Regions from separate parts of the Homo sapiens genome. Here region 2 is linked to region 1. A link is a contact called in ENCODE Hi-C or POLR2A ChIA-PET data. All regions are on one chromosome and are shown on one strand. Each heading gives the region's core, a stretch centred on a gene start or an enhancer-like site at or near the end of the contact. The rest is flanking DNA. Distances are from core to core; before and after follow the strand shown.

Region 1 (4,085 bases), core at 900-3,399:
CCAAATTTTTTATTTTTATATTTATTTGTTTATTTATTTTGAGATGGAATCTCGCTCTGTCGCCCAGGCTGGAGTGCAGTGGCACAATCTCGGCTCACTGCAAGCTCCGCCTCCCGGGTTCAGGCCATTCTCCTGCCGCAGCCTCCCGAGTAGCTGGGACTATAGGTGCCCGCCAACACGCCCGGCTAATTTTTTGTATTTTTAGTAGAGACGGGGTTTCACCGTGTTAGCCAGGATGGTCTTGATCTCCCGACCTCGTGATCCACTCACCTTGGCCTCCCAAAGTGCTAGGATTACAGGCATGAGCCACCGCGCCCAGCTCACATTTTTTAAAATGGAAGAAATAGGTATGGCTTTTCTGTAGGGAATGGGCTGGAGGCCAGGAGATCAGGAGGGGTAAGGAATGAAGGGGCCTGTAAGGGGGAGAAGCAGTGGGAACAGGAAGGAGACATTCCTGGGACATGTTTGGAAGTTGAACCCAGGATTTGGAGATGCTTTGAAGCAGGGTTGGTGGGAGACAGTAAGGAGGAATCAGCGGTGACACTTAAGGTCGGCTCTGGAGTCAGGCCCTGAGTTTCCCCGCCTCTGCCTTGTTTCCACTCTGCCCACTGCCAGCATCTAGCTAACTTAGACTGTAGCCTCTGACCCCAAATTATCCCTGTGCTCAGGTCTGTGCCACTGATATTGGCAGCTCCTAATGAGAGGTGACAGCGTGCTGCCAGTCCTCACAGCCCTCGCTCGCTCTCGGGGCCTCCTCTGCCTGGGCTCCCACTTTGGCGGCACTTGAAGAGCTCTTCAGCCCACCGCTGCACTGTAGGAGCCCCTTTCTGGGCTGGCCAAGGCCAGAGCCAGCTCCCTCAGCTTGCAGGGAGGTGTGGAGGGAGAGGCGCGAGTGGGAACCGGGGCTGCGAGCGGCGCTTGCGGGCCAGCTGGAGTTTCGGGTGGGCGTGGGCTTGGCGGGCCCGCACTCGGAGCGGCCCGCGGGCCCTGCTGGCCCCGGGCAATGAGGGGCTTGGCACCCGGGCCAGTGGCTGCGGAGGATGTACTGGGTCCCCCAGCAGTGCCAGCTCACAGGCGCTGCGCTCGACTTCTCACCGGGCCTTAGCTGCCTTCCCGGGGGGGCAGGGCTCGGGACCTGCAGCCCTCCATGCCTGAGCCTCCCACCCCCTCCATGGGCTCCTGTGCGGCCGGAGCCTCCCCGGTGAGCGCCGCCCCCTGCTCCACAGCGCCCAGTCCCATCGACCACCACAGGGCTGAGGAGTGCGGGCGCATGGCGCAGGACTGGCAGGCAGCTCCACCTGCATCCCTGGTGCGGGATCCACTGGGTGAAGCCAGTTGTGCTCCTGAGTCTGGTGGGGACGTGGACAATCTTTACGTCTAGCTCAGGATTGTAAATACACCAGTCGGCACTCAGTATCTAGCTCAAGGTTTGTAAACACACCAATCAGCACCCTGTGTCTAGCTCAGAGTTTGTGAATGCACCAACTGACACTCTGTATCTAGCTGCTCTGGTGGGGCCTTGGAGAACCTTTGTGTCGACACTCTGTATTTAGCTAATCTGGTGGCGACGTGGAGAACCTTTGTGTCTAGCTCAGGGATTGTAAACGCACCAATCAGCACCCTGTCAAAACAGACCACTCGGCTCTACCAATCAGCAGGATGTGGGTGGGGCCAGATAAGAGAATAAAAGCAGGCTGCCTGAGCCCGCAGTGGCTACCTGTTCTGGTCCCCTTCCACACTGTGGAAGCTTTGTTCTTTTGCTCTTTGCAGTAAATCTTGCTACTGTTCACTCTTTGGGTCCATGCTGCTTTTATGAGCTTTAACACTCACCGCGAAGGTCTGCAGCTTCACTCCTGAAGCCAGCGAGACCACAAGCCCACTGGGAGGAACAAACGACTCCAGACGCACTGCCTTAAAAGCTGTAACACTCACCACGAAGGTCTGCAGCTTCACTCCTGAGCCAACAAGACCACAAACCCACCAGAAGGAAGAAACTCCAAACATCCAAACATCAAAAGAAACAAACTCCAGACGCGCTACCTTAAGAGCTGTAACACTCACTGCGAGGGTCTGCAGCTTCATTCTAGAACTCAGTGAGACCAAGAACCCACCAATTCCGGACACACTAAGACAAGATTTCACTAGTGTGTGCTGTTTCCCCTGCAAGGGGGAGGGCACAGAGATGGCTTTGGGTGAGGTTAGGGGGAGGATAGGCCTCCTGGTTGGCTAACACTTGTTTACTTCTGGGGCATGAGTGTTCATGTGAGCCCACGATGCCTGGCCTGTTCCTCTTTTAACAAAGTCTGGTAGGACATGGTGGCTCATGCCTGTAATCCCAGTAATTTGAAGGTCGAGGTGAGAGGATCTCTTGAAGCCGGAGGTTTGAGACCAGTCTAGGCAACATAATGAGAACTCTAAGAAAAAGGAAAAAAAAAAGTGGTGCATGCCTGTGGTTCCAGGTACTTACGAGGCTGAGGTGGGAGGTTCGCCTGAGCCCAGGAGTTTAAGGTTGCAGTGAGAGACGATGGCACCACTGCTCCCTAGCCTGGGCGACAGAGTGAGACCCCATCTCTAACAAAACGAAAACAAGATCCAATGCATCCTCCTGCCTGAAGTTCTTCCGTGGCTTCTCATTGCAGAAATCTACCGAATTTCTTTCTTTGGCTTTCAACTCATGGAGAGTCTGCTCTCACCAGCCTCTCCAGTCTCAGCAAATAGCACAAACTTTCCTGTCCTCCAAAATCTGGCCACCTCAGTGATGCTACGTCCCCCCATAGAGCCTTGGCACAACCTCAGCCTCCAATTGGTAGGGCTGTTGAGGCAAGGCCAGGATAGGAAATCTTGCTACCAGGAAGGAGTAGGTGGGTGAACAGCTTTTCCCTCTACTTCCTCTTCTATGCAGTGTTTGCATAAATCAAGACCTGCAGAGGAGGCAGCAGTAGAAACAGTTTGCTCCAAGGACCAAACTTATTCTGGTGTGCAGCTCACTCGCCCCTACTCATCTCCAGTGTATTTCAAGAGTATGCAGGGAAGGAAAAAGTCAGGCTGAGTTATAGCTGCACAGGCTGCCTCCCATGCTCAGAGCGCAGAGGTGGGGTGCAGCTGGGGCTTACTCAGTATCCAGCAGTGCCCAGATGATGATCATCTGCATCCAAGCCCCTCTGGTCCTGGAGACTCATGCTTCCCTTTGATGTCGCCCTGGATCTGCTCCCATGATGTCTGATACAGACAATTCCCAAGAAACAATAGTCTTCCAAGCCAGAAAGCAGCCTGGCCACTGTAGACAAACATCCTCCAATCACCAAGCTGAAGCCACCCTTCCTGAAACGTCAAATAGCTAACATAACATTTTTCTTCCACAAAAGGAAGTCAATGTTTATGTTTCTAGGAGAAGTGCAATAACCCCAAATGCATCTTTATCTCCTGAATGCATCTAGAACCTTCTGCTCAAGCCTTACCAACCAACCCCTACCCCGCCAGCCTCTCTGTCCAACATTCCTGGGGTGCTTTTTTTTTTTTTTTTTGGAGTGCGAGGGCACGATCTCGGCTCACTGCAACCTCCACCTTCCAGGTTCAAGCGATTCTCCTGCCTCAGCCTCCCAAGTACGTGGGATTACAGGCATGCACCACCAGGCTGGCTAATTTTTGTATTTTTTTTAGTAGAGATGGGGTTTCACCATGTTGATGAGGCTGGATTGTCTCGAACTCCTGACCTCGGGTGATCCACCAGCCTTGGCCTCTGAAAGTGCTGGGATTACAGGCATGAGCCACTGCGCCCGGCCTTTTTTCTTTTCTTTTTTTTTTTTTTTTTGAGACAGGATCTTGCTCTGTTGCCCAGGCTGGAGTGCAGTGGTGCCACTTTGGCTCACTGCAACCTCCGCCTCCCAGGTTCAAGCAATTCTCCAACCTCAGCCTCCCTAGTAGCTGGGGCTACAGGCATGCACCACCATGTCCAGCAAATTTTTGTATTTTTAGTAGAGACGGGATTTCACTACATTGGCCTTGAACTCCCGGCCTCAGGTGATCCACCCGCCTTGGACTCCCAAAGTGCTGGGATTACAGGCCTGAGCCACTGTGCCTGGCCC
Region 2 (4,085 bases), core at 729-3,228, 290 kb after region 1:
AAAAAAAAAAAAAAAAAGAAGGAAAGAAGGAAAATAAAATGATATACTGCTGTTACCTTCTGAGAATTTGTGATCTTGGGAGAAGCATGACCCAATCACCTGAGGGAGAGACTTGAGACAGGTGTCTACATGATGATAGCATAGACACTAACCTGTGCTAAGAAGCAGGAATGCCATGTGGTTCAGGAGAGAAAGAGCTCAGAGAGGGGTGGGGTGGTGTATTCAGAGAAGGTTTTACAGAGGAAGAGGAAGTGGGGGCTGAACTAGACCTTGACTGGGAGTTGCTGTTGGCTATGGCAGGAAGAGGAGGGGAGGACATTTCTTTTTATGTGTGTGTACGGTACGAGTAAGAGAGAGAGTCTGGCTGAAGGAGAGAGTGCAAAGTGGGTAGGAGTAAGTGGAGTTGGCCTAGAGGATGGGCCCAAAAGATTTTGTAGTAAGATTTGAGGTGCACATAAAAGTTCTGTTTTTGTATGCTAGAGGCAGTACTCACAGATGTCACTGCGTTCCTTCCTGCTGGATATTGCTCTTATGTCGTCCCCATGGATCAGTCATTGTTTAGCAGGAGCAAAGTGCCGGGGCTCTCAGCACAGGGCCCAGATGTCACTGAAGTGTGTGAGGAGCTAGAACTTAAAGCCACGTGAGCCTAGGGAGTACTCGAGTGGGTGCGCTTCTCCATGGACTTCATTGAGAATTGGGAGGTATGGGTAGGAATGAGGGTGGAAGCGATCAGTGGGCTTGGGAATGTGAACTTAGAAATGGTAGTTAGCTTCTCTCACCTCAGTTTCCTCATCCATAAAATGGGAATAGGAATATCTGTATTTTGGAGTCGTGAGAATTGATGGAGAGGTGTATGTGAAATTGTCAGGCATATAACAGACTTTTCTTTTTCTCCTTTTTTTTTTTTTTTTGAGACGAGGTCTTACTCTGTCATCAGGCTGGAGTGCACGGCTCACTGCTGCCTCAACCTCCTAGGCTCAAGCGACCCTCCCTCCTCAGCCTCCTGAGTAGCTGGGACTACAGGTGTGCACCACCACGCCCAGCTAATTTTTGTATTTTTTGTAGGGACAGGGTTTCTCCATGTTGCCCAGGCTGGTCTCTAACTCCTGGGCTCACATGATCCATCTGCCTCAGTTTCCCAAAGTGCTGGGATTACAGGTGTGAGCCACTGCACCTGGCCTCATTTTTACACTTAATGCAAAACACTGTCTCTCTAATTTCTTAGGTAACCTGCCATCTGCATTCAAATTTACCTCACTTACTGATGAGTTTCTTTTGGCCATGAAGAGGTCTTGTGTCTCCTGTGGTTTGGAACCTTGGGAGTCTGGGTGGGAAAGAGTAGGTGAAATCACCCATCCCTGGGCCTGGGGGGAATTCCCAGAAATGGTGCTAGCCATCAGGATGTATAAGTATGTGTTCACGCATGCCTTCATATCCTTGAGCACCAGTAGTGATGGAAGTGCCTGTGTGCTGTCAGCTGGGGCGGGTGCAGGGTGTCCCCTCGCTTGCCAGTTCGCCTTGTTCTGACTGGTCCATTGGCCCCTTTGCCTTAGGCAGGAAGGGCAGAAAGAGTGCTCTCTGTAAAGAGGGGTTGGGCCCCTGTGCCCTCAACTCAAGCCTGCCAGTGACTTTGTGGTTTTCCTCCTAGGTCTGCTGACATTTGTGAACTGTGCCTATGTCAAGTGGGGCACACGTGTGCAGGACACGTTCACTTACGCCAAGGTCGTAGCGCTCATTGCCATCATTGTCATGGGCCTTGTTAAACTGTGCCAGGGTAAGTGGTGGGAAGGGGGGTACCACCAACAGTTCCTCTGGATTCCCTGAGGAGAACATGGCGACTCTGTTAGCTTCACTGCTCGGCTGTTTCTATGTACATGCTAGCATGTGTCAGTGAGTGCAAGAGATGGGAGTAGATTTCTTTCTGGGCTTTTTGGGCCAGGCTGGCTTGGCCAAGTGGACATGAGTCAGCCTGTCCCTCAGGGCTGGTTTCCTTTGGTGGAGGCTGGGAGCATTGCAGGAAGCCAGCCAAGGGCCTAGGAGCTCCTGAAGCTTGGGTCATGATTGGGTCATAAAAGTAATCTGTGGGGATAGAGTGGCTCCTGTTTGTGGTCTGTGACTGCCAAGCTACAAGTAGGAAGACTGGGCCCTCCTTGAGACAGGTGGCAGGGTATATGGAGCTGGAAGTGGGGTATGGAAATGGGTGGTTATTTTGCAGCCTTTACTTTTCATCTGGACTTGTATTCAGCAATCCCTCCCCAAGTCAGCTCTCAGAAAAATATTAAAATATTGTGAAATTGGCAGTGTCTTTCCTAAATGTTGGCTTTAGAAAGCTTTTCATTCCTGGATCAGAGAGGACTGGCAGTGAGGGTAACAGGCCTACCAAGATCTCATGAGCCCTAGAGAGGTCTTGAGGTGTCTTTAGCCACAGATATCTCAATCATTTCACAGCCCAGTTCTCTAGGTCATCAGTCCCTAAATGTGGCTGTGTACAGTCACCCGGGGAGCTGAGACCCTAATCTCAAATCTGTTGGATCACATTCTGGTTGGTGTGGAGTCTAAAAAGCTGTGCTTTTAAGAATTGCCCTTGGCCCGGCACGGTGGCTCACGCCTGTAATCCTAACACTTTGGGAGGCTGAGGTGGGCGAATCAGCAGGTCAGGAATTCGAGACCAGCCTGACCAACATAGAGAAACCCTGTCTCTACTAAAAATACAAAAATTGGCTGGGCATGGTGGTGCGCGCCTGTAATCCCAGCTACTTAGGAGGCTGAGGCAGGAGAATGGCTTGAAAACAGGAGGCGGAAGTTGCAGTAAGCCGAGATTGTGCCACTGCCCTCCATCCAGCCTAGGTGACAGAGCAAGATTCCATCTCAAAAAAAAAAAAAAAAAAAGAATTGCCCTTGTTGGGCTGGGCGCGGTGGCTCATGCCTGTAATCTCAGCACTCTGGGAGGCCGGGAGGCTGAGGCAGATGGATCACCTGAGGTCAGGAGTTTGAGACCAGCCTGGCCAACATGGAGAAACCCTGTCTCTACTAAAAATACAAAAAATTAGCCGGGGGTGGTGGTGGGTGCCTCTAATCCCAGCTACTCGGGAGGCTGAGGCAGGAGAATCGCCTTAAACTGGGAGGCAGAGGTTGCAGTGAGCCAAGATCTTGCCATTGCACTCCAGCCTGGGCAACAAGAACGAAACTCTGTCTCAAAAAACAGAAAAAGAAAAAGAAAAAAAGAATTGCCCTTGTTGATTCTTAGACTGCTGGTCTAGCCTGTGTACTTATATCAAGTTAGTAGAGCTAGCCATGTGGATGTCCCTGGAGGCTCAGGAGCATCCTGGGGTCAAATTGGGTTTTGAGTAATCCTCCCCTGAAGATCTGTTCCTTAGGGAACCACTGCTGTGTATGAGAATGGACACCCCTGAGGACAGGGGTCTCTATTTTCTCTTCTCTTGCTGCATAGCCAGCTCTTTTTACCACATGAGAGCTGGGTCTAGGCTTTCTTCAGGGTGTGACAATGGGCTTCCTTAGAAGTCTGGGTCTTGTTAAAGACCCCAGTATGTCCAGAGGGTCTCTGATCTGGGTAGCTGGGTGCTGTCCCCTGGGCTTTTGTGTCTGCAGTCTCTGAGGCCTCTGAGGAGAATGACAGGCTGGGCTGGCTCCCCGGAGGGTGGGGGTGGCTCAGGCCTAGTGAAAGATAAGGTCTCAGTTCCTCTATAGCATGTCATCTCCCCCATGCAACCATAGCTACCGCAAGTAGAGCAGCATAGAGTCCTTCCCATGAGGCTGATAAACCCATTGACCAAATTGTGCAGTAGTCTGGTCCAAGAGAGGTAGTTCACAGGAAGGTATAATTTTCAATGAAAAATGACTCCTTCATGTGAAATGGGGTTCTTGACATAAATAGGTAGAAGAGCTGGGGCTTGCTGTGAGATCATTTGCAGGAAATGGAAATTCTTTAGGGTTTTGGAAGAAGTATTGTCACATCAGAGGGCGGCCAAGAATGTCTTTGGTTTTTTATTGTCTAGTTTTATTAAAGGAATGTGAGCTTTCCTGAGGAAGTGGGTGGGGTGGTAAAGTGTAGGGAGCTAGTGGTT

The links. A loop is a pair of places that touch in the nucleus more often than their neighbours do. ChIA-PET counts read pairs that join two places held with the same protein, here RNA polymerase II (POLR2A). Pooled maps may share reads with other maps.
Region 2: a map of B cell shows a loop between it and region 1 (14-fold over the local background). The contact joins the enhancer-like site here to the promoter of DPEP2 in region 1. A Hi-C loop is called at or near these places in 1 of 168 maps with a recorded cell type or tissue (B cell) and 1 of 50 pooled maps. POLR2A ChIA-PET finds 5 or more read pairs at or near these places in 3 of 52 experiments (OCI-LY7, activated CD8-positive, alpha-beta memory T cell and activated naive CD4-positive, alpha-beta T cell).

The regions. Positions count from the first base shown.
Region 1 is chr16:67,997,335-68,001,419 of GRCh38, forward strand. DPEP2 (dipeptidase 2) reads right to left here and starts at 2,150. Exons shown (of 11, transcript NM_022355.4): 1 at 2,041-2,150. RefSeq lists an enhancer at 573-1,089.
Region 2 is chr16:68,286,098-68,290,182 of GRCh38, forward strand. SLC7A6 (solute carrier family 7 member 6) reads left to right here. Exons shown (of 11, transcript NM_003983.6): 4 at 1,649-1,774. Among named protein-coding and RNA genes, the nearest start is that of SLC7A6OS, 23 kb to the right of the region's middle. RefSeq lists a silencer at 269-563 and enhancers at 3,346-3,485, 3,516-3,565. Within about 2 kb of position 1,979, at least 22 of the 41 ENCODE cell types and tissues checked have a DNase peak (open chromatin) inside an H3K27ac peak, as active enhancers do; they include B cell and OCI-LY7, where a contact is called at or near this core.